Regions from separate parts of the Mus musculus genome. Here all the other regions are linked to region 1. The links are chromatin loops, found by intact Hi-C in ENCODE. Cell type or tissue: left cerebral cortex. All regions are shown on one strand. Links, peaks and the distances in the headings refer to the core of each region. The heading gives the core; the rest is flanking DNA. Region 1 has its middle 16 kb from the start of Elmod1. Region 2 has its middle 45 kb from the start of Tnfaip8l3. Region 3 overlaps Gldn (gliomedin).

Region 1 (10,688 bases), core at 1,655-9,654:
GTAATAAAAAAGGAATTACATAATCAGCAAATAGGACCATGCCAAGGACAAAACCACCCCACTCAATTAATAAACTGAAACTATGACCAACTGTTCGACCAGGGTAACTTCCCCACAGGAATTCAGCAGGACATACTCCCTGCTGGCTGCTTTGAGGAACCTTAGCTTGCCTATGTGCACTCCAGGCCTGGGGTGGCTTAACTCCCTTGTCTGCAGGGCCGGGAGAGGCCTCTTCATTGACTTTCCTAAAACAAAAACCAGCCAAGACTCTCCAGAATTTTATACTAACTGTTCGAGCCAATTTAGACAGAAAAACAGCAGACCCTGCCAACCAAAGCAATGGTCCTAAACAACCTTATCTGGGAAGGGTGACCCTAGAACACAGACAGGCATGCCAGGAACAAAATGTGAACATTGTGACAAAGGGATCATGGCTACCCAGGACACTGCGTCTGCCTCATCTCAGGTATCCTCTCTCACTCAAGCCTATGTGGCTGTCACACAATCTAATTCAAAACATTTTTAATGTGGAGAGACACTAAAAAGAAGACTGCTGAACAAACGACCTGACTGCCCTTAAACCTCCTAAACCCAGTTGTCCCCTCTGCAAGAAAGGCTTTCATTGGGAAAAAAAAAAAAAAGGACTAAAAATTCAGATATGACAAAGATAGCAAACCTCTGCCACTGTCAAACTCCTTGTGGGGCAACCCTCAGACCCATCAGTCAGAGCAAAACCCACGAGACCACCAGGTAATTAACATACTGGGGAAAATCTCACCTTAAACTTTCAATAAAATTTGATAAGTACAAGTTTTAAGTGGGTAATGGACATAGGTACAGATAAGATCATCCAAAAATGAGCTTAGGTTCCTCCACATTGAACCTCCCCACCAGGACCTCATCTGATGGGGGTAGGTGGTCGCTTCCGAGCATTCATTACCCAAACCTTTTGGACAGACCCAGATAGAACAAACAGGACCATTAGACCCCTAGTGGCCAATATGGCCACTAACTTGCTGTGTAGAAATTTCTTTCTTTCTTTTTTTCTTTTTTCTTTTTTCTTAGATATTTCTTTATTTACATTTCAAATGTTATCCCCTTTCCTGGTTTCCCCTTCGAAAACCCTCTATCCCCTCTCCCACTCCCACCCCTACCCCCACCCCCACCCTGCTTACTAACCTACCCACTCCTGCTTCTCTGTCCTGGCATTCCCCTACATTGGGGCATCAAGCCTTCACAAGACCAAGGGCCTCTCCTCCCATTGATGTTTGGCAAGGCTATATCCTCTGCTACATATGTAGCTGGTGTCATGAATCCCACCATGTGTACTTGTTGGTTTGTGGTTTAGTCCCTGGGAGCTCTGGGGGTACTGATTAGTTCATATTGTTGCTCCTCCTATGGGACTGCAAACCCCTTCAGCTCCTTGGGTCCTTTCTCTAGCTCTTTCACTGGGGACCCTGTGCTAGTCCAATGGTTGGCTGAAAACATCCACCTCTGTATTTGTCCGGCACTGCCAGAGCCTCTCAGGAGACAGCTATATCAGGCTCCTGTCAGCAAGCACTTTCTTAGAAGATTTAAATGTGGTCCTTGCTAGTGGAGAAGAGGGAGAATGCCTCCAAATAGAAGATTACTAAAAATATCAAGATCTAAAGAACCCCCAAGTCTAAGGGTCACTGTTGAATACCTTATTAATGAGTCACAGAAGATCCTATGTGACTATAAGAATGGCCTTTAAACACAGAGATATTAACAATTTTAGAACAATTTGTTAAACACCAGTTAGACATGGGACACATTTGTCCCTCTAGAAGCCCCTGGAATATCCAGTTTGGGTAATTAAAAAGAAGTCCTGGACCTAAAGGCTCCTCCAGGATTTAAGGTTAGAATTTTGTTTAGGGCCATTTATATATTTGGGTTTGGAAGTTTATGGTGCCATCTAGGGTTTGGTTCAAGTTATGTCTAGGATTAGAGATAGTGTTGGGTTACTACTAGAGTTAGGTCTAACCCTAGAGCTATTTAGGGTTAAGGTTCATTGTTCAGGCTTAGGAAGGAATTAGGACTACGTTGAGGGTTAATTTTATGCTTAAGACTAGAGTTAGAGACAATATTGGGGTTAGTTGTAGAGCTTTGCTTAGTTTTTCTGGTTAAGTTATACACAGGGTTAGAGCTAAGTTCATGATGTGGCTATTGTTTGTGCTAGGTTTATGGTTATGATCAGTGATGGGGTTATGGTAGTTAAGTTTGCTTGTAAGGTTACAGTAAGTTTAGGGCAATGGTTAGGAATAGGGTTAGGTCTATACCTATAGATATAGGTATGTGAGGGTTATATTTATGCTTGATTTATGGTCATGGCAGAGCTAGGATTTGTCTTAGGACTCAGGGGAGGGGTAAAGCTTAGTATAGCATTAGGGTAAGGGGTAAAACTAATGTAAGAAATTGGTTTATGGTTATTTTCAGATATAACCTTAATATATAGGCTAAATATAGGGTCAAGGTTTTTGCTAGGGTCTCATTAAGGTCATGGTTGGGTTTAGTGTTAGGACTAGAGGCAGTTTATATTCATTTCCAATATTAGTGTTAGAGTGACTATTAAGTTTATGGTTAGGTATGAGACTATTAGGTAATTAACCCTTCATTTAAGGCTAACTTAGACTATGGTAACGTTTAGATCTTATGTTAGGGTTATGATTAACTGCAACTCTAACTTTAGGGGAAGAGTCTGAGTTCAGTTACAGCTAGCCATAGGCTTAAGATAAGGTTAGAGCTATAATTAGGTTTCAGGTTAGATGTAAGCTTACAAATAGAGCTATGTGTGGCTATAGTAAGATTTAGAATTACGATTAGTTTCAGAGCTAAAACTAGAAATAGTGTCCAGTGAACTTTAGGGTAGGGCTACAGCTAATGTTAGAAATTGTATTACGATTAGTTTCAGACCTAGTTTTATTGTTAGGGATAGATTTCAGTTTATGTTTTGGGTGTTGACTAGTGTCTGATTGTGATTAATGAAAGATTTGGGTCAAGGATAGGGTTAGACAGGGTTAGGATTAGGGTTAGGGTTAGGGTTAGGGCTAGTGACTAAGGTTTTGGTTGTAAATAGGGTTAAGGAGAGCATTGGTCGTATTTCCAAGGTTGGTTTTCTAGTTAGGCTTAGGTGTAAAGGGATGGCTAGGTTTGGTCTTAGTGTTTGTGCTGGTCTTCGAGTTACAGACTGCTGTCGGCTGCCACTTAAGAGAGATCACTGAGCCTACATCCTCTGGGAGGGCAGCTAGTGCTTACTCTTAATTCCTGATCCATCTCTTTAGATCCATGAAACTGGAATTTTTTTTTTCAAAGTCATTCTATAGCATGAGGTTTTTTGACATAAAAGTATTTGAGCCTCTGAAATTTGTTCTTATGTATTTTATAAAATAAGATGCCAGGCACCTTCTACATGTTTATTGAGTGATGTTGAATATTTAATATAAGAAACACATACTAAACTGGGTGTGGTGGCCTATGCTTTTAATCTTGGCACTCATGAGTGTCTTAGTTAGGGTTTTACTGCTGTGAACAGACACCATGATCAAGGCAAGTCTTATAAAAAAACAACATTTAATTGGGGCTGGCTTACAGGTTCAGAGGTTCAGTCCATTATCATCAAGGTGGGAGCATGGCAATATCCAGACAGGCATGGTGCAGGAGGAGCTGAGAGTTCTATGTCTTCATCCAAAGGCTGCTAGTGGAAGACTGACTTCCAGGCAACTAGGGTGAGGATCTTATACCCACACCCACAGTTACACACCCATTCCAACCAGGTCACACCTATTCCAACAAGGCCACACCTCCAGATGGTGCCACTCCCTGGTCCAAAGATATGCAAACCATCACAATGAGGCATACACCAGGGGATAGGCAAGATCAAAGTCAGACTGGTCTACATAGCAAACACAGAACAACAACAAAAATCTCCCTACATTTCTGTCACTGCTTGGAGATGCCTTTAGTCTGTCTGGACACTTTTGCCAGTACTACAGTCTTTGGCACAGGGCAGATTGGACTGTGAAGTGGAACAGTGAAGATTTAATTCTGTAGAAATGGAACCTGGCCCACTCTTACTAGCCTCTTTTCTCAACCTGACCCTCACTGTGAGTCTTCTGACTTGTGACAAAAGCCAGCCAGTTTTTAATGTTTTATTTTGTGTGGCTGGGGGTGGAAGCCATGTGTGCAGGACCCATTGATTTACTTGCTTATTTAGTGGGGAGATGAGCAGCAAGGATGTCATAGTGAGTGTTTGGAGGTCAGACGGCAAACTGTCCGTTGGTTCTCTCCTTTAAATTTCTGTAATTCCATTTCCAGTGGATCCAAAACCTTCTTCTGGCCTTCAAAGTCTCTCTGTCTCTGCCTCTGTATGTCTGTCTCTGTCTCCATCTCTCTCTATTTTCACATGCACAGATATGTGCACCTCTAAATAAATAAATGAGTAAATACATAAATATTCAACAAATAAATAAATGCTGTTGGTATGAGGGGAAAGACTACAGGATGATGTACTGGGATGCTTCTTCCAGAATGTCAGGGTATCCGGATGTCACTGATACACCTGCTCGGAGAGGACTGGGTGAAGTCTGGAACAGGTGGGGTCCACAGTCCATCTCTTCCCTCCAAGATCTCAGATACCACTGCCAATCAGGGCAGGATGGGGTGAAGCAGAGTCTTGGACAGGTGGGATACTGGTCCAGTTGGGATCGAGGTCCAGAGCAGGGGAGGTTGGGGGCGTGGATGTCGGGGGTGGAGAGGGATAGGAGGGTGGGGTAAGATGGGGGATGAGGGAATGAAGGGTGGGGAATGAGGTGGGGGTGGGAGGGGGCAGCAGAGGGGGAGTCCTTCTCTGTGTTGTGGTCCTTTCAGGCAAAGGCCTTCTCTGACAATCTTTAATGAAGCCGCTTTCTGGGATGATCTTAGCTTGTTTACATTCCTTTATTTGGGGTGGGTTTGTATAGTTTAGGGGAAGGGTGTGAGACTATCTAGGGAGGAAAAAGGTCACTGGCTGAAGGCTAAGGCTACTAAAATGCCTCATTAGCATGGAGAGGCATTCCAGGTGCTTGGTAAGTACCCGACTACCTGTGACCACGTGGTTGAGGGCTGCCTGGTTACACCTCCAAGGCAGGCGGAGAAACCTGGAGGAAGCCAGTTCCACTCCTGCTGGCCTCAAGTTCTGAGATTTCTGGGGGGTTTGAATATGCTCTACCTCGCCAGTTCCACCAGTTCCTCTTGAGGCACGGTTCTCGTGCTCCACAGAAACCCACCAGTCAGAATAGAGTAAAATCATTTTCCTTCAAGGTCAGTGACATTGGGAAATATCAGGCACACACTGTGTTGCTCAGAGTTTCTCACTATTGTCTTTGGGGATGGAGACTCTCTGTGGAGCAGGCATGTCTAAAATTCACAGAAAGAATAAAGGGTAAAGAAAAACTGAGAATCCAAAGAATCAACAGGAGGGGACAAGGGGAGGAGAGAAAAAGGACGAGTGCCCAGCACACTCCATCCCATACTAAAGGGAGCTTGTGCCATCTAGTGGCCGTTGTATGTAATAACTACAAATGATGCTTCAGATGGCTGGTTCAATGTAGATAGGGACCCTCTCTTGTAGAAACGAATGCATTACACAGAAATAAGTGAGTAAGTGAAAACCTGGAAGAATCACTGCATGCAGATCTTGGAAGGGAGGAGCTAAGAGGCCAAGAGGATGGTAAAAAGCAGAACAGAGAGATTTATGACCGCACCGGGAAGAGGGCCAAGAGATCTTATTAGGCCTCTTTCCTCTCCCCTCAATAGCTCCCAGAAATAATGTAAATGTTAAATATATAATAATGCTTGGTGATTGGCAATGTGTTGTAATAATAATAAACTTAAAAGACTTAAGAGAGGCCACTTTCTTTCAAGGCTTGCTCAATGCTCAGGAAGAAGACCTGGGCCAGGTGGTGACATAATGTGTCCTGAAGGTAACAGAGGCAGGACAATCAGTAGGGCTTGCTGAATTCCAGATAAAATCCAGTTACATCAGATTTAAAACTGAAGTAAAAAAGCGAATAAGTCAAAATGAACTTAAGCATAGGATTCTCCCCCAAAAAGCTATGAGTCTGGAAGGCAGCATGGAGGCCCTCTTCCCCTCCACACTCCAACACACAAAGGTTGGCTGGAAGGTGAGAGCTATGCTTGTCTAAGTAGTCCTGCTCAGCCATGGCCCTGCACATCATGTCTCTGCTACAAGGTCAAGGTGCTATAAATGGATGATGATCCTTCAGCACCTACCGCTCAGTTTCAGGTACAATGGGCGGGTGCCACCGTGTCCAATGTTTTCCCATTCAGGTGTGAGATAATAGAACTACGTGTCACCTACTCATTTACCTGCATACCAGCATACTCATTTGTTGAGTATATATATATGCTGTATACCAGCACCCATGTAGTTGTTATGCCACAGTTACAGAGAGCTATAGCACAATGTAAGTAATTTCAGGACCTGGGTTATGTGAGAGAGAGAGAGAGAGAGAGAGAGAGAGAGAGAGAGAGAGAGAGAGAGAGATATCTTAGGAAAACCTTTCTAGAGTTTACTGGTCAAGAAGAGCACAGACAGACAAACATAGGCACACACGCACAAACAGCAAATACATAAATAAGTAAGTAAATAAAAAGGAAAAGACATAGCTGTTGTTATCACTCTTTCATGGCCACCACAAATGAAAAGGGGACACCCTGTTCCCGAGGACATAAGGCACTTTGGTGGCTTGGTGGAGAAATATACTTTGGTGTGATGTCACACATCCTCCCTTCCAGTTGGCTCACTTGTCCCCAAAAAGTGGGCTCCTAGTGGCTCTCCATTTATAACGTTTGTCTTTGTGTTATGCCTGTAGTCTGGGCAGTTGGAAGAGGCAAGGGTCAGAGAGGAATGACAGCAAGTGCACCCACCACACTATACACTAAAATGAGAGCAAGTGCGTCTACCACTGCATACACTACGGAGAGAGCACAGATTCTGACCCCTGTCAGAGAAGGAAAGGCAGGTTCTCGCCACTGAGATGCATCCTCACCTCAACACAGCAGGAGCCAGCGAGTAACCTAGCAGCAGATTATAATAATTACTTGTTAGAAACAATGACAATTGATGCCCCTGTCCACCACTGTGGCATGGGTAGGGTGCGGGACACCCAGAGGTCTGTCAACCATTATGATGAGCGAGTAAATGGTGGAGAGATGGGAGAGAAAGAGAAGCAGAGTGGTGTGTGCACAGTGAAGAGAGGCAGAACTGGAAAAGTGAGGATGGTGAGGAATAGCCTGATGTGAGCAGCCTGGGCTGCCACCTGAGGGCATGTGAGGCCCAGTCCACGCTGCTACTGAGGACCGTGTCTGGGTCAGTGGCCCTGCATAAGCAGGGGTCTGTGTTGATGTCCATGGTCCATGTTACCACCAAAGGCCATGTGGAAGTCCCTGGTGTGGACTGCTGCCTCGGACCATTTTGTTGTCCAAGGGCTGCACTGAGTTGACCCTGTCCCTCTGTGGCTGAAGCACTGAGGAGAGCATCCCCACCCTTGCTGGAGCAGCATGAGAGAACTAGCTCTGGTAATGTGGGCACAGAAGAGCAGGCCAAAGGTCTGAGAGCAGGACAGCTGGCCCCACCATTGCAGGGACAGTACTGGAGATCTGGCCCTAGTGACATGAGCTCAGGAGAGCTGGCAGGCTGACCAACTAACTCAGCTACCACCCAAACACAAATCTATATCTTTGAGTTGGTCCACACTAACATGATCTGCTGGAGCATGTGAAGGGGCTGGTTCTACAGATCCAAAGCTGCAGGATCTCCATGACACAGGGCAACAACAGGACGTCTGAGAGGAGTCCCAGTGAGGACCCAGTATTGATAGTGTAGCAGAAGCCAGAGGCCTAGAACCAGGCTCATTAAGATGGTGTACTGGCTAGTTTTGTGTCAACTTGACACAGCTGGAGTTATCACAGAGAAAGGAGCTTCAGTTGGGGAAATGCCTCCATGAGATCCAACTATAAGGCATGCTCTCAATTAGTGATCAAGGGGGAAAGGCCCCTTGTGGGTGGGACCATCTCTGGGCTGGGAGTCTTGGGTTTTATAAGAGAGCAGGCTGAGCAAGCCAGGGGAAGCAAGCCAGTAAGGAACATCCCTCCATGACCTCTGCATCAGCTCCTGCTTCCTGACCTACTTGAGTCCCAGTCCTGACTTCCTTGGTGATGAACAGCAGTATGGAAGTGTAAGTCGAATAAACCCTTTCCTCCCCAGCTTGCTTCTTGGTCATAATGTTTGTGCAGGAATAGAAACCCTGACTAAGATAGATAGATATTTGCAAGTAAAGCTGTTTGGGCAAAAGGGTGTACTGTGTGACACACCACAGCTTCCTCAACAAGATGATTTCTTTTAGTTTTTTAAATTCTTTTGTTTCCTTTGTAGGTGAGATTGCAAGGGCAGAGATTGGCTACGGAGGGGCGGGGAGATGGGTGGGATTGGGATGCATGATGTGAAATTCACAAAGAATCAACAAAATTTTTTAAAATAATGATAATCATACTAACATTGAATTGAGAATAATCATGAGGTATAGTCATTCACTCCTTTTTTTAATCTTTAAATTTTCGGAGATAGTTGTTTTGCCTGCACTTATGTCTGAGCATCACATGAGTGCCTGGTGACCTCACAGGACTTAAGTGGACATCAGGTCCCCTACAACTGGAGATTAAACAACTCATTCATTACATAATGCATAATGAACAGGTCAAGAAAGAAATAAAAATACAGAAATGGAAGGAGTGCTTTCAAACTCCTTCTATAAATCTTTTATTAACCAGTTTTGGGCAATTTAAAACCAGGTAAAGATAGAGGGAAGGAAGAAAGGAAAGAAGGAAGAAAGGAAAGAAGGAAGAAAGGAAAGAAGGAAGGGAGGGAGGGGAAGGGAGGGAGGGGAGGAAAGGAAGGAGAGAAGAAAGTAGGGGAGGAGGGAGGAAAGGGGAGAGGGAAGGATGGAGAGACAGAGACAGGGAGACAAAGAGACAGAGTGTCCTAATGATCATAGAATTAAAAAATGCTCACTTGAAAACCAAATACAGACTTCTATCAAAAAGATTATCCACCATGACTGAGTTGGCTTTATCCCAGAGATGCAAAGTTGGCTCACCACACACAGGTCACTAAATGCAGCGAACCACATAAATGATCTGAAAGACAAAAAACAATCTGATCATCTCCATAAATATAGGGGGGGAAGCTTCCCTGAAATCCTATATGTCCCAGTGATAGAAGGGCTAGAGGGACCTTAGGGTCATTTTCCTACATATTAAAAGCTGTAGATGAGAAACCTAAGCCCAACATCAGCCTAAATGGAGAAAAGCTTGAAGCAATCTCACTGGAATCAGGAATACAACAGGGCTGTCTGCTAATCCCATCCTTTTCAAGACTGTGCTCAGAGCACTAGAGGGAGCACTAGGACAGGAGAAGGAAGGTGAAGGGACACAAATAGGAAAGGAAGAAGTCAAACTCCCCTGTTTGTGGACGACATGATACTATCTGTAAGAGACCCTCAATGTTCTGCCAGAGAACGTCTAGAAATGAAACACCATGTCAGACTAGAAATAAAACACCATGTCAGCAAGGTGCCCGTGTATAGAATCAACTTGCATGAGTCCATAGCCTGACTATGCACCAACAAAAAACAAAACATAAGGAAGAGATGGCGAATACACTCACTTTCGCAATAACCTGAAAGAAATTTAAATATTTATGAATAAGCCCTAGCGCAGGAGGTGAAAGACCTCTACAAGGAAAACTTTAAATTTCAGGAGAGAAGGAAAGGGGGAGGGGGAGAAACAGAAAGAGAGGGAAAAGAGGTGGTGGTGGTGGGGATAGGAAACGGAAAGGCAGACCCTGCTCTTGGATCAGTAGAGTTAATAACTTGAGCATGATGTGTCTATCTGAAGGTATAATCCGTTTCAGTGCAGTGCAAATCAAAAGCCCCACCACATTCTTTACAAAATAGAAAAGAAGAAAGGAAAATTAATCTAAAACTTTCATGGAATCACAAAAGACTTCAGTCAGTCAAAACAATCTCAATACCATTCCAAACTTCAAGTTATAGTACAGCACTATAGTCATTAAAACAATGTGTTACTGGCTCAAAAATAGATACAGAGACCAGCGGAGTCATATCCAAGACCCCAACAGGAATATGTGTAAGTATTCCATCTACAACACACACTGAAAACAAGACATTTTCTACAAAGATGTTGGGGAAACTGGATGCTCACATGTAGAGGAATGAAATTGGATTCCTATCAATCACCAGGCAAAAAACTAATTCTAAATGGAGAGGGGGACCTGGAGGAGATGCAAGAGAGGTACAGAGGGTCAGGAAATTGAACAAAAATATGTAACAGGGGGAATGAGAAACTGGGGATACCTATTGGAGGGTCCCAGACACCAAGGAAACATGAGGTTACCAGGACCCAACAGGGATAACTTTAGCTAAAATGCACAGGGGATATATGAAGGGGGATATAGAACCTGTTGAGACTACCTCCAGTAGATGGTCATGGCCCTTGGTCAAGGGATGGGGCCACCCACCCATCTCAAAGTTTAACCCAGAAATGTTCCTGTCCAAAAGAAGAACAGGGACAAAAAATGGAACAGAGAC
Region 2 (10,688 bases), core at 1,576-9,575, 120 kb before region 1:
GGTCCATCCTTTTGTCTCAGCTCCAAACTTTGTCTCTGTAACTCCTTCCATGGGTGTTTTGTTCCCAATTCTAAGAAGGGGAAAAGCGTCCACACTTTGGTCTTTGTTCTTCTTCAGTTTCATGTGTTTTGCAAATTGTATCTTATATCTTGGGTATACTAAGTTTCTGGGCTAATATCCACTTATCAATGAGTACATATCATTTGAGTTCTTTTGTGATTGTGTTACCTCACTCAGGATGATGCCCTCCAGGTCCAACCATTTGCCTAGGAATTTCATAAATTCATTCTTTTTAATAGCTAAGTACCACATTTTTTTGTATCCATTCCTCTGTTGAGGGGCATCTGGGTTCTTTCCAGCTTCTGGCTATTATAAATAACTGCCTGTATTTTTCATCTGACAAGTATTCTTGTATTTTTTTTTTGCCTGCCTTTTTCAACCATGTTTATCACCTCCCTTTCCCATTGTCTAGCTCTGGGCTTGCCCTTCAGTCCCCTTCCCGAGGAGCCTCGAGGGAACCAAGAGTGTCTTGCTTTCCTGTGGAGGCCTGAGGGGACAGGGGAGGAAAGAATTGCCAGCTTGGAACATTGTCCCACCAACCCCTTTCCAGTGGGGTCTACCTGAGGTAGAGCCAGAGAAATCAACTACCCTGACCTCCATCATCTGGCTCACAGCTCCCCCTGCCTTCCTGAGAAGTCCTGCTACCATCAGGATCACCCAACCAACACCAGGGAAAACCAGATGTCTAAAGACCAGCAGAAGAACAAAATCAACAAGACCTAGGGCAGTATAGCACCACCAGAGCCCACTATCCTGCTTCAGCAAACCCTGGATATACTAATGAAATTGAAGCACAAAAAGATAATCTTAAATCCAGTTTTAGATGATAGAGGCCTTTAACAAGAAAATGAATAAATCTCTTAAAGAAATACCAGAAAATATATTCAAACAGGTAGAGGCATTAAAAGATGAAGCAAACAAATATAAAGAAATACAGGAAAATACAATCAAACAGGCAAAGGATATGAATAAAACTGTACAAGACCTGAAAATGGAAATAGAAGCAATAAAGAAAACATTAACTGAGGGAATCCTGGAGGTGGAAGATCTAGGGAAGAGAACAGGACTACAAACATAAGCACCACCAGCAGAATATAAGAGATGGAAGAAAAAATCTCAGGCATAGAATATATGATAGAAAAAATCAGCACTCAGTCAAAGAAAATGCAAAATCTAAAAAGTTCATGACACAAAACATCCAGGAAATTTGGGACACAATGAAAAGACTAAACCTAAGAATAATCTCATAGAAGAAAATTTCCCTAACCTAAAGAAAGAGATGCCTATAAAAGTACAAGAGACATACAGAACATCAAATAGATTGGACCAGAAAAGAAAACCCTCCCACCACATAATAATAAAAAAATTAAGTGTACAGAGCAAAGAAAGAATATCAAAAGCTGCAAGGGAAAAAGGACAAGTAACATATAAAGGTAGAACTATCAGAATTATATCCAATTTCTCAACTGAGATTCTAAAAGCTAAGACTCTAAGGGTCTGGTCAGAGGTCTTGCAAACCCCCAAAGACCACAGATGTCAGACCAGACTACTATACCCTGCAAAACCTTCAATCACTGTAAATGGAAAAATCAAAAATATTCCATGACAAAGACAAATTTTAATAATATATTTCCACTAACCCAGCCCTACAGAGGATACTAGAAAACAAATAAAATACAATCCAGTGAGGATAACTACACTCAAGAAAAAACAAGAAATAAATAATTTCATGTTATTAAAATCAATAGAAGAGAAAACACACACACACACACACACACAGACATGCAAACACACACTTCCACCACCAACATTAAAATTACAGAAAGTCAGGGCCCCCAATGGAGGAGCTAGAGAAAGTATCCAAGGAGCTAAAGAGATCTGCAAACCTGTAGATACAACATTATGAACTAACCAGTACCCCAGAGCTCTTGACTCTAGCTGCATATGTATCAAAAGATGGCCTAGTAGGCCATCACTGGAAAGAGAGGCCCATTGGACTTGCAAACTTTATATGCCCCAGTACAGGGGAATGCCAGGGCCAAAAAATGGGAATGGGTGGGTAGGGAAGTGGGGGTGGGGGGTGGGGGGACTTTTGGGATAGCATTGGAAATGTAATTGAGGAAAATACATAATAAAAATATTTTTTAAAATTACAGAAAGTAACTTAAGAAACAAGCTGGAGTAACAACTGTAATATAAAATAAAATAGACTTTCAACCAAAAGTAAACAAAATAAATGGGAAGGACATGTAATACCCATCAAAGGAAAAATCCCCCAAGAGGACATCTCAATTCTGAACATCTATGCTGTAAATGCAAGGGCACCAACACCATAAAAGAAACATTATTAAACTTAAGTCACACATTGAACCCCACCCTACACATTAATAGTGGGAGACTGCAACATCCTGCTCTCCCCATGGACAGGGCATCAAGACAGAAACTAAACAGAAAAATAATGAAACTAATAGAGGTTATGATTCAAATGGAACTAGCAGCTATCTTTGGAATATTTCTCCCAAACACAAAAGAATAAACCTTCTTCCCAGCACCTCATGTGGCCTTCTCCAAAATTTACCACAAAACAAGCTTCAACAGATACAAGAAAATCTAAATAACCCTTTGCATCTTATCAGATCACCATGAATTAAAGCTGGACTTCAACAACAACCAACACAACAAACAACTGGCTTAGTTTCTGAGAGCTGAAGGGAATGGCAACAGCATTTGAAGACCAACAGTGTCAATTCTTTACAGCTCTTGAAAGAACATTCTCATCGTAATTGAACAACTCTCTACTCAGTGATCACTGGGTCAGGGAAGAAATAAAAATGAAATTAAAGGCTTTCTGGAATTCAGTGAAAATTAAAAGCACGATATACCCTAACTTACTGGACACTATGAAATCAGTGCTAAGAGGAAAGTTCACAGTACTAATTGCCTTCATAAAGAAATTGGAGTCAGTGGTGGTGCACACCTTTAATCCCAGCACTTGGGAAGCAGGTGGATATCTGAGTTCGAGGCCAGCCTGGTCTACAAAATGAGTTCCAGGACAGCCAGGGCTATACAGAGAAACCCTGTCTCAAAACAAACAAACAAACAAACAAACAAATAAGAAAGAAAAGAAATTGGAGAGTTCTCATTCTAAAAAATTAAAAGTAGATCTGAAAGCTCTAGAAAGGAGAAGAAAAGAAAAGGAAAGGAGAGGAGAGGAGAGGAGAGGAGAGGAGAGGAGAGGAGAGGAGAGGAGAGGAGAGGAGAGGAGAGGAGAGGAGAGGAGAGGAGAGGAGAGGAGAGGAGAGAAGAGAAGAGAAGAGAAGAGAAGAGAAGAGAAGAGAAGAGAAGAGAAGAGAAGAGAAGAGAAGAGAAGAGAAGCAAACACATCCAAGAGGAATAGACAGCAGGAAATAATCAAACTCAGGACTGAAATCAATCAATGAGAAACAAGGAGAACAATACAATACAATGAATCAACGGAACCAAGAGCTGATTCTTTGAGAAAATCAACAAGATAGACAAACTCTTAGACAACTTTACTAAAAGACAAAGAGACTGTATACGAATTAACAAAATCAGATATAAAAAGGAAGACATAACAATGGACACTGAGGAAATTAAAAGAATCATTAGCCTTACTTCAAAAGCCTGTGCTCCACAAAATTGGAAAAGATGGAATTCTATAAATTTGAATAAATTCTAAGTGAAATAGATGATTTTCTAGACAGAAACCAACTACCCAAGTTAAATCAAGATTAGCTAAACTATCTGAATAATGCTATAACCCCTAAGGAATTACAAGCAATCATTAAAAGTGAAAAAAAAAAGAGGCCCTGGGACAGATGGTTTTAGTGCAGAATTCTACCAGACATTCAAAACTTCCTAAGAGGAGTTAATATCAATAGTTCTCAAGCTATTTCACTAAATAGAAACAGATGGAACATTGCCAAACTCATGAGGTTACAGAAACCCTGATACCTAAAGCCCACAAAGACTCAACCAAAAAAGAGAATTTCATTCAAATTTCCCTTATGACCATTGATGCAAAATACTCAATAAAATACTCACAAACTAAATCCAAGAACATGTCAAAGCCATCATCCACCATGATCAAATAGGGTTCATTTTAGGGATGCAGTGGTGGTTCGATAGACAAAAATCCATCAACTTAATCCACCATAGGGGGGAAAAACCCACATAATCATCTCACTAGATGCTGAAAAGGCTTTTGACAAAATCGAATACTCCTTCTTGTTAAAAGCCTTGAAGAGATCAGGGATACAACATACACAATAAAGGCAACATACAGCAAGGCAATAGCCCACATCAAATTAAATGGAGAGAAACTCAAAACAAGTCCACTAAAGTCAGAGACGAGACAAGTCTGTCTACTCTCTCCCTATTTCTTCAGTCTAGTACTTGAAGTTCTATTAGAGCAATAAGACAACTAAAGGAGATCAAAGGGACACAAAGTTCAAAATATTGCTATTCACAAATGATATGATATGATACACAAGTGACCCTAAAATTTCTATTAGAGAATTCCTACACACCTTCAACAAAATGGCTGGATACAAAATTAACTCAAAGAAATCAGGAGCCTTACTTTATGGAAGTGATAAAGGAGCTGAGAAAGAAGTTAGGGAGACAAAATCCCTCACAATAGGCACAAATGGTACAAGATATCTTGGTGTAATTCTAGCTATCTAGAATTACACCAATTCTAGATGGTATAATTCTTTCCATTTAGAAGATGGAAAGCTATCCCATGCTCATGGATCAGGAGGACTGACATGGTGAAAATGAGCATCTTACCAAAAGCAATCTACAGATTCAATGCAATCCCTATCAAAGTTCCAACATAATTCTTTACAGATATTTTCTTTTTGTTTTTTTAAATTAATTTTTAAAATTAATTATTTTATTTATTTGCTTCCCAAATGTTTCCCCCTAATCCCCCTTCCAGAGTTCCTTACCCATTCTCCCTCCCACTGACTTCTGAGAGAGTACTTCTTCCTCCTCATCAGGTATCCCCCTTCTCTGGGGCATCAAGTCCCTACAGGATTAGGCTAGTCCTCTCCCAGTGAGGCCAGACAAGGCAGTCCTCTGCTATATATGTGCCAGGGGTCTCAGACCAGCCTGTGTATGTTCTTTGGTTGGTGGCTTAGTTTCTGAGAGCTGAAGGGAATGGCAACAGCATTTGAAGACCAACAGTGTCAATTCTTTACAGCTCTTGAAAGAACAATTCTCAACTTTATACAGAAAAACAAAACAAACAAACAAAAAACAAAAACAAAACAGGATAGCTAAAACAAGACCAACTGCTGCAGTGTCCTGAGCTGAACATCAGAGGGAGACAAAGAACACAAAACAAATTGAAGCACAGAAAACTGATCAAATAAAAGGGGTTTGAGGTTAAATAATTTTGGAGAGAAATAGACACATAAAGATGACAAACAGAATAAAGACTTTTTGGATTTTATGTAATACTATTTTAAATGGTTGAAAGGGGATAGAAAACAGAGGAAAATGACACATTGCTGGTTACATTTATTATATTATTAAATTTCATTCTTACCTTAATAAGCATTTTAGTTTATCGTGTCAAACATTATAGGATAGAATAAAAATTTATAAGTCAGAATATGGAGACTACTTAGAGAGGCAGGAAAAGAAATGGGTGAAATTTGGAGGCAAACATTACAGGAGACCTTACTAAAATAAATAAATCAGAATAAGATACAGATATAAGATACAAAGATATTAGAGATACAAAACACAGAAAAATAAAACATAGAAGTAAGGTTTGGAACAAAATGTTCAAAAATTTATAGATCAGATTGAAGAAGTGGAAGAAAAATGAGGCATGGAGAGAAAATTTAGAGGAGACATTAGAGCAGAAGATACAAGAACTTACAAATCAGATTGAACAGAATGCTAAGATGGCAGACATACAAAAACAAGTGACATAAAGAATATGGACAAAGACCTTAAAAGAGAAGTTCAAAACATTAATTAATTAAAGCTAAGAAAAATATTCATGTAGAGACAGAAGATAAACATAAAGTCAACCAAAAGTTGTTAGAAAACAACCTTCCACTCATCTGGTTAGTACACAACAAGGACCAGCAGACGCAGAACACACACAGGTTTATGAGGGATACAAATGACACCCTGTGGATGTGTTGGATTTGAGAAAGGTTAACAAAAGTGTTACTAAATTTTGAATGCATTCACCAATCATAAAACAAATCTTGACTTCTTGGGCAATCAAAAATAGAACAATCCCCCAAGACTTTCGGAATGATGGGAGAAGAGCAATATTAGAACCTGGGCTACAGTTACAATGGCTTTCATGGTAGACTGAAGAGGCTATGGAGACAGCACAGAGAAATAAAGCCAGAGACATTAAGATCAGCTGCTAGGTGAAGGTCAATATGCTGAGATAGACATACAAGCCACATATGATGAAGAAACCTTGGCATTATGTCACATACCCGCCTTAAATGCCTGGGACAAGGTTGAAGAGACAGGAAAAAGACTCAAACCATTCATTCAGGTTATACCAGTTCCAAAAGAAATATTCACTGACTTTTTTCAAAGATTAACTTCAGCTAAAGATAGAAAGATATCAGTTCTACTCGTTAGGAAGGAACTAATCGAATCTTTCCTCAAAGAGGTGATCAGACTGCTGAGAGCGTGATCACCACCTATTGATGAATGGATTAGGAATACAGTTGATAATCAGATTTTATTGATTACCTGAGATAACCCGAATAGAAGAAGCCATTTCTAACAGTTGTGAGAAAAGGCAAACTCACAAATGTCTTAATTGTGATGAACAAAGTAATTTTTAAAAAATGACAGAGAAAACCAAACTGATTCCAAAAGAGAGCTTGTGCCTTTTAGTATATGCAAAAGATGTGGCAAAGGCCAACACTGAACTAAAGAATGTGGGTCAACAACAGACAAATGGGGTAACCCCTTATTAAAAACACGCTGAGGGGCCTCTCACTGGTCCCAATACCAAACAGCAAAAATATTCTTACACAAAAATAATTGGATTATTTCTCATATAATAAAAGGGACACCATTTTACGGAGCTCCTACACTTTATAGTGACACAAATAAATCTGATAAGGCAGAATATGAGTTAAAAATAATAAGGTAGTTGACAGTCCTTATGAGTCAGTTCAAAAATCAGAATTATATGCAATTCTTATGGTGTTAACTAGATTTTCAAGAATCTCCTACATGGTAACTGACTCTCAATATGCAGAAAGGGTTGTTTTGGTATAGAAACTGTTGGACTTATTCAGGATGAATGATTCAGAATTGACTTCATTGATTATTCAACTACAAAAAAATGATTAGAAAGAGGAATAAATAATCCATTGTAAATAATCCATATCAGATCCCATATGTGTCTGCCAGATATTCTAACACAAGATAATGATGACATTTATCAGCCTTGATAAGGAGTGTGCTTGAGGTGCCAGAATTTCATAAAAACATGTTAACAGCAAAGGTTTAAAGTAAGAATTTTCTATCACTTGGCAGCAAGCCAAAGAAATTGTTAAAAATAGGTCCTAAATGTTCTTTATATAACCAAACTCTATTACCTGCAAGAAACAACCCAAAGAAATGAAATTTAGCAAGTGGATTTTTTTTTAACAGAGTTTGGAAATGTAAGTATGTGCACCATACTATAGATACATGTTCAGGACTTCAATGGGCAACTCCTTTAACTTCTGAAAAGGCTGATTCTGTAATTATGTATTTATTAGAAGTTGTGGTCATTATGGGGATACCTGTACAAATTAAGACTAACAATAATCCAGCATATGTCTCTAATAAAATGAAGCAATCTTTGTACAGATTATAACATAAAACATATTATGGGCATACCACACAATCCTACAGGGCAAGCAATTGTGGAAATATCTATTTGTACTTCAAAAAATGCTTAAGAAATAGGTATAACAAAGACTCTCAGAGTCTTACATAATGCTTTATTCATTTTGATCTTTTTAATGCTAATGTATAGTGGGTTTGACCTAATGTTGCTTATATTAATGTTAATTTTGGTCCCCCAAACTGCTTACATGAATGTATATAAGACACTGAGGGACCCTGCCTCCAGTTGGTTCTGACTGGTAAATAAAGATGCCAGCAGCCAATTGCTGGGCAGAGAAGACAGAATAAGGACTTTTGGGATTTCTGGGCTTGGGACAGAGAGGAAGGAGGAAGAAGGAGATTCGCCATGCCAGGAGAAGGAGAGTAGAGAAGCCATACCTGAGAAGAGTGGAGGACAGAGAGGCATAGGCAACATGTGAATTAGCCTGGAGAGTGCAGCCCAGCTGGACAGCCCTCTGGATTCAGGACAGCCAAGGTAGAATAGAGAATTTGGTAAGTAATAACTTGGGATTATCAGAAGGAAGTTGATTAACCACATGGAGGTTAGGAAGTGGCCCAGCTATTGAACTGGTTAAGGCATATCAAAATGTAAAGACTGTGTGCATGTCTTTTATTCGGGAACCTAGAACTTTGGGGTAGGTAGCATGAAACCACACTACCAGAGAGATAATTATTACAACACTAATGAAAAACAACAATAACAACAACAAACTACAGCTGCTGAAAGACATTCGTTTATGAAAAAAAAATGCTGAACTAAACCAACCTGTTTATTTTCAAGATGTTCTGACCTCAGAATGGAACAGGAATGTGTTATGCTGGGAAAGAGGTTTTGTCTATATTTCCACAGGAAAGGAGAGACTATGGATTCCTAGAAATCAGATATGACAAAGGGAAAGCTCCTAATGATTTCTGCTACAGACAGGAAGGAAGAAATAAAAAAAACCGAATAGAAGAAGTAATATGATTTGCTGATTCCTTCATATGGGAACAGCTCTGAAACTAGCTGAGAAATGAAAATGTCTTCAGTCAAAACTTCAGCTTACATAACCAATAATTCTTTTGCTACAAAGTTCTCAAGACTTACCATCTCATTCTTTTAAGAGGCATTGAAAGACCCACAACGTGAGGACTCCCCCATGTTCTGACTCAGGAGAGGTGACACCCCAAATCACTCACAAGAAACGGTCTTGATGCAAAGTGCAAGAGGTTTATTCAGGAAAGATCAGTGCACTGGGTACGACTCGTATCCCACACAGGGGTAGAAGAGTTGACCCCGAGCTCAAGGGGTAAGGAGTTTATAAAGGCAAAAACTGCAAACACCTGGCATTGGGCTATAGCATTTGGCAAGCTAGCAAGTTTTCATAACAGGTTTAAGGAACGGTTAGAGTATTCTGTACAAACATTTCCTGGAACAATGGGGCCTACTTTTTGGTTAGTACATCCTGGAACAATGGGTCATAAAAATTTTTACTCCCTGCTATTAGTGAGGTCTATTTTGGACACAGGTCTAGGGGCTTAAATAATTTTTTACTCTCTCTCAGGATCTTTCAGCATAAATAAAAATTTATATTGCAGTTTGGTTACAATCCAAAGTACCTTAAGAAAGATAGATGTCTTTCATCTGCTCAGAGAACAAGGAATTTTCATTAAATGAATTGTTCACTTTGCACACCCCGTACCTATGCTAATGCAAAACTGTATATTACTTGTGAGATCTTATATCTTCACAGAGAATAACAACAACAAAAAAAGCAGCCTTGGGTGGGAATTTATTTCTGGTTCTCCTGGAGACTCAGTTGTGTCATGTGATGTTTTTCTGGAAACTGTCTTATGAGAGAATGTTTTGCTGAAGCAGACATTTAGGAGGATGTCTTGCTGAGAACAGACATGTGATGTTTTTCTAGAAACTGCCTAGAAAAAGGGCATGTGATGTTTTGCTAGAGCAGATGCTTGAGAGGACATGTGAAGTTTGAAAAGGGTACAAGTATAACAGACAGTGGACAATGCTTTGGCATTGGTTTGCCTTGCCGCTCTTGCTGGTCTTCCTTGGGCTCTGCTGTCGCTGGTCTTCACTGAAGAAGCTGTGGCATTTGTTCACTTGCCTTCTTTGCTAATCATTATTTGTTGTAACTTTGTAGAGATGTGAACCAAAGAATTTCTTATGATATTCCCGTGGGTTCTTACCATTTCCATGGACTCAGGCTGATTGGTAGAGCCTTGCAGTTTCTTCTGGATTAAATTGTAGATGCTGATTCATGAATGGTGTTTGTGAGCATATTGAGCTACTGTTGCTGATTTGTGTGAACTGAAATGCGAATATCTTGACAACAAAGTTGGAATCTTCCCAAAAAAACTATTTCTAAAAAGGTTCACATCCATCCTCCTTTTGCCTTATAAACCTTTCCTTTCCACTACCTGTGATGCGTGGTGGACTAGAAGGAAGTTAAAGCATTTAAGAACCCTTATTAAAGTAGGTTTTAAAAATATAAGCTTACAGGTAGTGCCCAACATGGCTTAGGTTTTGGTGGATTAGCAATGCTGTTTAAGGAGGTTGGCAAAATAGCAGCTGTTGCCACTGGGTGGTCTCCTGCTTTCCTCCCAGAGGGTTTTTTTTTTCTGGTTTTCCTTCATAGTTTTCATGTAAACTACTTTGAAAAAGTATAGGGGGGATGCCAACAACTCTTTTCTGTTAGAGGAGATTGTAGAGCTGG
Region 3 (10,688 bases), core at 1,741-9,740, 350 kb before region 1:
TGGGTGGTGGCAGAAAATGAGGCTCAGAGATGAATTTCGCCCTTGTTTTAAGTCTCACCTCTAGCAGCTTCAAGATATTTAAATTGCATGCCAAGTCAGAATGACCTACTTACAGGTGCAAGAATCTTTAAACTTTTTTTGGATTCCTCTGTTTGGTATTATGTCAGTTATGAAAGGCACAGCAGTGCATGCTGCGCTGCAAGGGACAAGTGCTTTCAGGGAGCTCCGCAGGCACGGGGTCCTTAACTGTTCTTCCTCGAGCTGAGGCAGTCTTAGTGTAAAGTCACTGAGTAGTTAAGGGACCATTTTTTAGTGGATTGATGGTGTTCCCTGCCTAATCAAAATAACCAGCACACAGAAATTAGTGACATTGTGTCCATGCCTTAGGAACAGAACAAGGATAATTTCTTAAGTATTATGCGGTTTTTAGAGCATTCCACATAGAATGTAAGGAAAGTAAGTGTCCTGGTCAGGGTTTCTATTGCTGCAGTGAAACACTATGATCATAAAAGCAAACTGGGAACGAAAGGGTTTATTTGGTGTCCATTTCCTCTTCACTGTTCACCATTGGAGGAAGGCAGGAACCTGGAGACAGGAGCTGGTGCAGAGGCCGTGGAGGGGTGGTGCTTATTGGCTTGCTACTATGGCTTTCTCAGCCTGCTTCTTATAGAACCCAAGACCACCAGCCCAGAAGTGGTCTCACCCACAATAAACCAGACCCTCCCACATCAGTGACTACAAAAACGCCTTACATACTTATGTAAAGTCAGATTTTATGAAGCATTTTCTTAATTGAAGTTCCTTCCTCCCAAGTGACTCTAGAGTGTGTTAAATTGATATAAAACTATCCAGCACACTTGTAGTCCATTCTTTTCCAAGGAATTGGGACTGGTCCAAATTCAGACAAATCTGTTTTTTTAAAGTTGCTATTTTTATTCTTTATTCTGGATAGTTTTTCCGTTACCTTGCCCCACGTGTTATCCAATCTCCACTGTATATATGTTTCTGTGTATACAGTTCTGTGCCACCTCATCTTGGCTGTTGACTTGATGCATCTGGGAAGAGGGAACGTCCCATGAAAACGTGTCTCCATCATGTTAGTGTGCATTCCTGCCTGTGAGCAATTGTTTGGGTTGATGATTTAGGAAGGTCCGCCCACTGTGGGCGGAGCCACACTAGAGCACTTGGTTCTGAGTTGTGGGAGAAAGCTGGCTGAGCCCAAGGCAGTAAAACAGCCTTGCTCCATGGTCCTCTTCCTTAGCTCTTGCCTTGGCTTCCTATATGATGGACTACAGTGTAAGTTCAAATAAACCCAAGTTACCTCGCCAAGTTGCTTGTCATCAGGGTGTATGCATCACAACAACGGAGAACATACTAGAACATGTCTAGTTTCCATGTTTTCCTATAGCAAGAACAGTCTTGTGTTAATTTAGATTGCCCAGTATTCTGACAGAACTAGCAAACAGGGTTTCTACAGAGAAACCACCAAGATAATTCTACCCCAATGTACACACACACACACACACACACACACACACATGTGCATACACCATGAGGTAAAAATAACAATACACTTGTTTCTACATGTGATTATATTCAGGATAATTTTATTTTACTACTTACAACTGTTACTTGCTGGTCGTTTAGAATCTGTGGTTACTGATGGGAGATTATGAGATAAATAAGGCCACAGCACTGATGAAAACTGAAGAGCTCCACCCCCCACTTTTCCTTCAGGTAGCTCAACACCAGACAGGCAATGCCTGAGTAAGGTACTTGCTATGCTTGGAGGATGACGAGTGACTTTTCAAGGACTGTGCTTCCTCATTTGTCATCTCACCTTGTCATTTGATTATGAGGGTAAAAAGACTTCGAATGAGCCCAGCACCAGAATTGATCTGAAATATTCAGCCCGGACCACGTTCTCTGATACATTGATACATGATACATTGAGGCCAGAGCCAACTCTGCAACCTTAGTTGGACTCTATATTAGTTAATAGAAATGCTTTGTAAATGTTGAGTCTGGCCTACCTTTGAAGCTGGAAGGTGTGGTTTCTAGTATAATGGTATCTACTTTAGATTTCAGAGGAATTGGAGAATCACTTGATTTCATACAGACATAAATGAAGTGCTTTTAGAACAGCTTGGCTACAAGTGACAGCAGGGTTGATTACTATCTTCATTTAAAAATATAAGATGTGCACACTATTTTAGCAGTGAGCCTGAAACACTGTGTTGAGTGATATAGAATGAAGTCCTGTTTGCAAGAAAAGGAATAAAACCTTAATTCCTTTCCTTCTGCAAAGATAAATTCATTAAACACCAGTCAACCTTACTTGTTCTAATCCCACTACACTATAACGAAAGAAAGAAAGAAAGAAAGAAAGAAAGAAACAACCATGAAAAGAAACAAAATCTTCAGACGAGTTTCTCTAATCGTGAGTATATGTATGATTCCTTACACACAATTAAGAGAGTCAAAGAGCCACTGTGCCTGTGGTCCCAGCACCCAGGAATCTGAAGCAGGAGTTTGTGATAAGTCTGGGCGAACACAAAGACATTGCTTTAAAAAAAAGAAAAGAAAAGGAAAGGAAAGAAAGGAAAAGAAGAGAAAAGAAAGGAAAAGAAAGAAAAAAGTAAAGGAAAGCTAAGACATTTGCTAGTTCAGATATTAAAAATGAGCTAATTCAATAACTAAACTATTTTGCTTGTATGTACAATTAGTATTGTATCTATTCTCAGCAATGCTACTAAGTAATAAAAAAATGGAATTATATGTATATCCAGGTCTACCGCACTCAGAAACAGTATCTCATATTTGAATACTTTAAAAGAACAATACCATTCATTAGATACACTGATGAAACATTAGAACTCTACATTGCAACAAATGAATCTGAGAGAATATCTTTAAAAGCTGTGATGACCAACTGCAAAACCATCTAATCAAGAAGTGGGGAAGCTTTGGGACCCATGACCTTGAGAACTCAACAGGTTCACCAGTAACAGCTGCCTGGGTGCTTTCAGAGGGCAGGGAAAGTTAAATAGTTAAAATGCATACCCCAAGCCTCAAGATGCTTCTATTAAAAAAACTAAACCAGGTCACAGGCCCACTGAGAGTGGGTTTGGAACAGCTGGCCAGTCTTTCCTGGACAGTTTCTGTAGTGTCTTTTTCTATATTCCGGGGGGGGGGGGGCGATGAAATCCACAGCTTCCTCTTTGAAGCTCCACAGGCCTGCCTGGAACTCAATGAGTTGACAGAGAACGTGGTTATTTAAGGTCTTGTAGGAACCAATTAAACTAGATCCTTGCTATCCAAGAGGACAGACCCAACTTTGAGGACCACGTGGGAGTGAACATCTCCACGGCTGGAGGTTCTCTTACTCCATCTGATGCTGTCCTTAGCTGTTCCCTCTGCCAAAGCCCAAGCCACATAAAATGCTGCCTGTCAGTCCGTAGAAAGCCTAACCAGACTCAGGGAGTGAGCCCTTCTGAGAACCTGGCTCGTTCCCTGTCCTTAGATGAAAGGTCAACATTTTTTTTTCTTTCTTTCTGTAAAGGCCAGGCAGTAATGGTTCAGGATTTACAGAGCGGCTCTGCTTCACTGCTGACACACTCTGAGGCGAGATTCTTAGGTGCAGGGATGCGATGGTACAGGAAAAAGAGCTAAGCTGACTTTGGCCTTTGAGCCAATTGCCTTCCCTCATTCTAAACAGTAAGTATAAATGGTGCCTGTTTTCTGAAAAAACCATCATGTTTCCATGCTTCTAACCAGATTATTGGCCACTTAGTGTTTGACACTCTGATAACAATCCCATGGCCTTGGCAAAAGGGACCACGAACTGAAGATATCCTGTTTACTTTCCCAGCAGCAAACAATATGATCAGAAATTGACAGCATCTAGATGGCCTATGGGCCTGATGCAGCTCCATTTAGAGTTCTGAGCCTGTATCTATTCATGGTTTGTTTGTTTGTTTATTAATCTTGGATTTGTGTTTAGGAGCTGAAAACAATGATCATTCTGTAGTGGTAGGTGAATATTCAGAGAAAATAACAAATTATGAATAAAATAAAACCTTAGAAGCCATAAGAGCCAGTGCACCTTCCCTAAATACCAAATAAGTCATCACTGAAAGGCCCACCCCTCAAGCTGCAAGTAAGCTCACTTACATGTGGAGAAAAAAAAAAAAAGAATCCAGAAAGCATTCTAATATATAATCAGGCAAGAATCACAGAATTTCATCTAGGAAGAGGAAATGTCAGTCATACTCAGATGTTTCGTATTACCTATGGGGACGCTACGGTCGGGGGAGAGCTAACTTGCTGAGTTTGAGGAGGGATACTGGGTCACCAGATCTCTTCCACATCCATTTCTAATCTGTAGCTATTTCAACAACCTGGCTTAGAGCGGACTCGCCGCTTGTGCAAGAGCCCGTGGCATGGGCTTACGCTCCGAGTGCCTGGGTATCCTTTACCGGCTAGCTTTCTGTTGGGCTTGACCAAACCCTAGACAATGTGGAGTATAGAGAGGGAGCAGACAGCCGAGGGAACCCTACCGCTGACTTGATGCCGCTGACAGAAACTGCACAGGATAGAGCATCAGATGGCCATCTTCCCACGAGTATAAATGCTGATCTCTCATGTTGTATGACAGCATGGCAAGAACAGACTGGGACATTCTGAAATCAAAGTTTGCATTGATTTGCTTTCCTCCTAACAAATCAAAGGCAAACGTGACCCTCGTATCTTTGGTGTCTGTGACATAGAGGATCCCTCGGGCTATGAAGGCATTGCCAGCCTTGGATTTGGGGTATGTGGTGTTGATGTGCTGTGTCACGGAGAATGTCCTCTCATCCAGCTGTGCTACAAGGATGCTTGAGCCATCCACACTTGAAGCGTAGATAATCCAGATGCCCTTCTCATCCACTGCTATGTTGAAGTAAGTCTTGGAATTTGCAAAGAGGTATTTTCGATCAAAATACAAAGCATTTTCCAGCTTCAGAGTCTGAGGTGTCTCTTTCCCAAATTCAAATCTGAAACATTTTTCGAAAAGCAAGTTAGAGTGGAGTAAACATGTCTGTAGAAAGAATTCTCGTGAACTGTGTGGAAGCATCACCCGTCAATAAAAAAAAGCCTATGGCAATGAACTGAGGCAGGACATAGGAGGTGGGAGTTCTGGCAGGGAGAGAGGGGGGGGTTCTGGGAAAGAGTCAGATTCTGGAGATTGGAGCTGAGCTCTGGAGAAGATGGTTGCATGACCCGAGAAGTAACTAGCTGTGTGGAAGACATAAAATCAAATAAATGGGTTAAATAGGTTACAAGCTAGTCCTGGAACAAGCCAAAGCCTAAGTATTTATCCATATATAAGACATCTCAGAGTCAGAATGAAGGGACCGGATGGAAAAGCTGGAGGCCACACATGTTGGTGGACACTGGTGATTTGTAGTGCTCCTTATTAAGCTGAGTTACCAAGAGTGGACTAAGGCCTGGAGCTCTCTGTTGCCAAAAGGCTCCAGGAAACTTTTCTACTTGTCCTTCAGAGATGTTCTGAGCAGCAAGGATGTGAAGGCAGTGACTAGCCTGTGCTAGCAGAAGCAAGGGAGGCAGTAGTGTGGTGTTAAGGACTGTCCTCAAATTAGCAATGTGGCTTGGATAGCTTTGAACATCTACTCCTCTTGCCTCCACCCGCCAAGTGCTGGGATTACACCATCAAGCCTTGCTTCTATAGTGTGCTGAAGAGCAAACCCAGAGCTTCGAACACTCCCTCAATTGAAATACGTCTGTAGCCCCTAAATTTAAGTTTTAAAACTCCCAAGTTGGCTGGTTATTCCTTTATTTCATGCTGAAATTTTAATTAGGGACTAAACCACCAACCAAAGAGTGCTCGTGGAGCAATCCATGGCTCCAGCCGCATATGTAGCAGAGGATAGCCTTTTTGGGCATCAATGTGAGAAGAGGCCCTTGGTCCTGTGAAGGCTCCATGCCCCAGTGTAGGGGAATGCCAGGGTGGGGAGGTAGGGTGGGTGGGTGAGCACCCTCATAGAAGCAGGTGGGGGATGGGATAGGGAGTCTCCAGAGGGGAAACCAGAAAAGGGGATAACATTTGAAATATAAATAAATAAAATATCCAGAGAGAGAGAGAGAGAGAGAGAGAGAGAAGAGAAATTTAAACTAAAGGCCACTAGCTGAGAAGAGATATAGTAAAGGTTGTGAAAACAATTTTCTTGTGTGGGATTCCATGCCCATTAGCTCTGGGATCTGATTTCCAAGACTCCAAACAGAAATAATATCAAAAAAGTGAATTATGATTCAACCACTAGCTGAATCTGGGAATAAGTCAGGGATATTGGGCTAAAAGAAAACACCAGAGGGCGCTATTGAGCGGCAGAGCACAGGAGGATCCCATGACTGCTAGCCATTTAGGAAGCACAGCAAACAGAAGCAGACTAAGAAACCTGAGTTAAACTGGAAAGGGGTCTGAGAAGAGCAAGCACTTGGGAAGGACTCAGCCATACCAGCGCCTGACTGCTAGCAACTCTGTCCTGTGGTCCAGCCCCAGGGCTGAGGGAGCAGGTGTCTGTCTGTCCACAGAAACTGCAGCTTCGATACACCCTGCTCCTCCTCCTACTCTAGGCCTGTGGTTTGGTGTAGGCCTAGGCTGAGGAGAAGTCCCCTACCCAGTCAGCACAGCCCACCCAAGCCTGTTTGTGGTACAAAGCTATAATCTGGGGGACTCGGGAGGCTGAGGTGGAAGGATTATAAGTGAAATGCCCCCAAGTGACCATTTTGGTCCTAGTTTTGGCTAACTCCAGCTTGCACCTCACCTCACTGCTCCGCAGTCCCCACTGGGGACATCCTGCAGAGCAGAGTGCTCTCATGTACCTGTTGTTTCTACCTGTTGTTTCACAACACCAACTGTTTTATCAACTGAGCTGAAACCTTTGAAAATGTCGACCCCCTGCTGCCTCTGGTTTGATGTAATTCTGGGTTTTCTTTATAAACCCTATTCTGCCTTACATAGGGAGAAGAGTTCTTTGTGGCAGGAGTCAATGCCTAGTCACAGGCTTAAATAAAGGAACTCTGGTGGTATGTAACACTTGTGAGTGGTCTATAACAGCAAGTTCAAGGCCTTCTTTGGCAACACAGAGAAATTAAGAGCAGCCTAGGCAACTTGGTAAGACTGTGGTAGACTACTACACTCTGAGTATAACAACGACCATCTTTCTCACAACAGCAAACTCTGTGACAGGTGCACATCATCAGGGGCCTGGGTGTGGGACTCCCTCACTGTATTCTACCATTCCTTTGAGGGGGACAAACCCTGATTGATCTGCCTAGGCACATAAAGATGACAGAACACATCTAGACAATGGCAGAAGACAACACACAGTGTGCACACTGTGAGGGACATAGTGTGCACACTGTGGGGGACACTGCACGCCATGGCCCGGCACGGCGGCTCACCTCACTATGGTGTTGGAGCCTCCTTTGTGGTAGTAGAGAGAGTTGTTGTAAACAGCGTGCCCACAGCCGTGGAAATAATGTGGGAGGTGGAGGAGGGTGAAGCTGCTATTGAGGAGCGCCGGCAGGTCTTTGAACTCCTTCACCATGATGCCTGCGGGAGGGGAGGGGAGGAGGGAGACTCTTACCCACCAGCAAGGACAGCACTGCCCGTGAACGGTCAGGCTGCCGAGAGAATATCTGTCCCCTCCCACCCACCTTGCTCTTTAGCATTTATAAAATCAAAGTGCACAAGCCTGCCCCAGGAACAAATATTTGGTGTTTGGACAGCTACAGCTTGCTGCCTCCTATCCCTTCCTGAGCACCAAGACCACTGCTGCCCCTATACTGCATTTCACTCTTCCTTTGAGCCCCAAGCCCCCAGCTTGGTAGACAGAGGTTACTACTGAACTCATCAGTTAGTGTTGATGAAGGAAAGCAGCGGCTCTTAGCTTTTTGCCAACTGATGTGTACTGTCAGACCCTTCTGGAATGAAGCCACTCTTATTACCACCAGCCACTCTAACTACATCCTTTGGGGACAGTGTGATCAGGCCTAAGTTCGGACATGGAGAGGCTGTGAGTTGGCTCTTTGTCTTCTCCCCTGGGCGCCATCCAACAAATACGTGAGAAATATGGCCAAATGTACTCTCATAGGATGGTATCAAACTCAGAGAACAATAGGCTGTGCGCACAGAATTCGGCTTTTATAGCTAAGGTCATATCATCCGGAACACGCCAGATCACAGAGCCAGATGGTTAGTATTTGTAGGCCATAATTTGTCTTTTATATCTCTTCCATGGTATGGATTAGTTGATAAAACCTGTGGCTGTCGTGCTCTTTATTTCCGTCTGGCTATTGTGATATCACTGAGTTTACCCTGTAGTTGTCATGTGTCTGGGACCTGAACTACCAAGCTTGCAACCAACACGTTCAAGCTAGGAAAGTGTTCTAAACATTTAGTTGTGCCTTTTAAGATGAGGAGCCTTATACTAACACTAGTGGAGATCTCAGACACATGGGTATAGAATAAGCTTGAAGATAGGCAACGGATTGCACCAAATGGACCATCTCTGGAAGGAAGTACCTGAAAAATGTTCAGTCACCCAAATGCGGTCGTCACTTTTGTTAGCAGACTCTCTCATCCAAGTCCCAAAAGTCTCTCTCACTTTTAGGACTTGGGCTGGGTTGCCAATGGAAGTGATCATAGATTCTGTCAGAAGAAAAGAGAGTTACATACCAGCCAATTAAGGCATCCAGTTTTGAATTTCCAAATGGAATTTTTGTGTGTGGTGTTGGGAATTGAACTCAGGGCCTGTGAAGGTGAGAGACACACCCGGCACTAAGGTGCACCCCAGCCCAGGTGCTGGGGTTTGTACCTGTTTGTGGTGAATGGCGTTCATTTGCTTTCTCATCAGCTCTTCCCACCAAGGTATCATCATTGGGTATGACACACGTCTCCCCTACAATGACAACAATCAATGCGGTTGTCACAATGGGTTGGTGGCTTTGTATCTATAACCTCCACTTCCTCGAAAAGTCCCAAATGTACCCATTATAACATCTCCACCATGTTTCTTGGATGCTTGCTTTTTAGCAAGCCCAAGCCTCAGACTCCCAACCAGAGTTTCACTGATAGCTGGGTCCATTCCCTGGGAATATCCAGGAAGAACACTATTCCAAACAATGCAGGCGTTTGGAGAAAGTCCTGGTCCTCCTCCACAGCTGCTGCTGAAATGGCAGCTCAAGTTGTGCCTTGTAGTTTTAAGACAGGCAAGGCATTCTGGGTAACCTCTAGTTCTAAATCCACTATTGAAATATTTTCCATTATTATTATCATTTGTTTCTAAGGAACTTTTGAATTGAGTGGGGCCAGGTCACTCCTTGGCTGTCTGTTTTCTCTCTGTGAATTAGAAAGAAGCATAGCCTAGGATAGTCATGGGAATCGGAAGAAATGAGTACTGAGCACTGTGCCTGGCAGGCTTAGCACTCAAAACTAAGTGGCAGAGGATTGCAGGTATAGCTTAGTGGTAAACATGGGGCTCTGGGTTCAACACCCCCCCCCATACTATGGATAGTGATGGCGATTCTATGATTGTTCTCTGCACAGTGTTAACCAATTTGCCTGCCCCACTATCTCCCAGTTTCTTATTCTCTCAGGAATTTGTTGCTAACAGCTTAGGCCTCAAGATGCTGCTCTCAGGGGACCTAGTGGCACAGTGTCTTGGATTTGTGACAGTAATTAAAAACAAACCAAATAAAACCCTGCTCCTTGGGGGTGGGGGTGGGGGAGAGGGTTATATGGCCAGGAAGAGTCCCATCATGGAGGTAAGCGTGGGGAGACCAGTGAGGGAAGGAGCAATAGGCTCGGTGCTGGGCCTGACCATAGTCCTCACTCCCAGGGCAGGCATTCAGACTTCCTAGGAGCATATTTCAAGGATGAGTCTCATTTAGGACAATATCTCCTTTCAAAATTTGGCCACAAAGTCTGGAAGAGGGTATCTTTAGCATAAGGAGTGGGATCCCTGTGGGCAGGGCTTGGCAACCTGGACACTGGCTGTTGAACACGTTTGGTGGCCGAGGGCCTTTGGATCTTCTGCTTCCAGGAGGGCCTGGAGGCCCTGGAGGTCCAGGGGGGCCAGGGGGACCTTGGTCACCTTTGGCACCTAGAGAGAAGGAAAAGGAGAGACTGATACAACGTTCTCCACAGGGACAGATTCCAGTTAGGGAGAGAGAAGGGAGCAGCAGCTCTGGAGTGTGTGCACCCATTCCTAGAGATGACATAGGTTTGTTCTGTCTTCACTGAATTAAAGATCTACCATAGTAGGTCCTGTTGATCCACTATCTGTAAGAGCTGTGCCGAGAGTTTTATCAGTCTTCCCTTCATTGTTCCAAGTCTCTCTGTGAGGTGGAAGTGGGGTCCTCTCAGGAGCGTTCTGCTAGGGAGCCGTGGTGACTTGAGGTCACCAGTGGACAGAGCAGGATCTCAGCTCTGGTAGCTCTCAGCAGAGCCAGGCCATTGTCACTGCAGTGCCAGAGGATCCCAGTTCTGACTTTCTAAAATCCCAAAGGAACTCTTCTTCCTCCCGTCCCCCTCCTTTGCTTCCTCTACTGCTTCCTCACCTTCCTCTCCTTTCCCTCGGGCCATCCTTCCCATTCTCCTTGTGGTGGGGAATTTAACCCAG

Evidence for each region. Hi-C counts contacts between places; a loop is a spot of excess contacts. Peaks named below come from ENCODE experiments on the same cell type or tissue, not always from the same donor. Only the 100,000 strongest peaks of a DNase experiment are listed, where the experiment ranks them.
Region 2: it touches region 1 in a loop (7-fold over the local background); 31 of 42 quality-filtered maps call a loop at or near these places.
Region 3: a loop joins it to region 1, with 6 times the contacts of the local background. A loop is called at or near these places in 24 of 42 quality-filtered maps.

Annotation. Positions count from the first base shown.
Region 1 is chr9:53,985,974-53,996,661 of GRCm38, reverse strand. No RefSeq gene overlaps it. Among named protein-coding and RNA genes, the nearest start is that of Elmod1, 16 kb to the right of the region's middle. In left cerebral cortex, for the core only: CTCF peaks have their summits at 1,934, 5,560 (motif pointing left) and 9,476 (motif pointing right); DNase peaks (open chromatin) are centred at 5,557 and 9,468.
Region 2 is chr9:54,107,647-54,118,334 of GRCm38, reverse strand. No RefSeq gene overlaps it. Among named protein-coding and RNA genes, the nearest start is that of Tnfaip8l3, 45 kb to the right of the region's middle. In left cerebral cortex, for the core only: a CTCF peak has its summit at 5,401; a DNase peak (open chromatin) is centred at 5,395.
Region 3 is chr9:54,332,684-54,343,371 of GRCm38, reverse strand. Gldn (gliomedin) reads right to left here. Exons shown (of 10, transcript NM_177350.5): 6 at 10,050-10,169; 7 at 8,883-8,966; 8 at 8,591-8,716; 9 at 7,468-7,618; 10 at 1,595-5,036. The coding sequence ends at 4,556. Among named protein-coding and RNA genes, the nearest start is that of Gldnos, 36 kb to the right of the region's middle. In left cerebral cortex, for the core only: a CTCF peak has its summit at 6,363 (motif pointing right); a DNase peak (open chromatin) is centred at 6,383.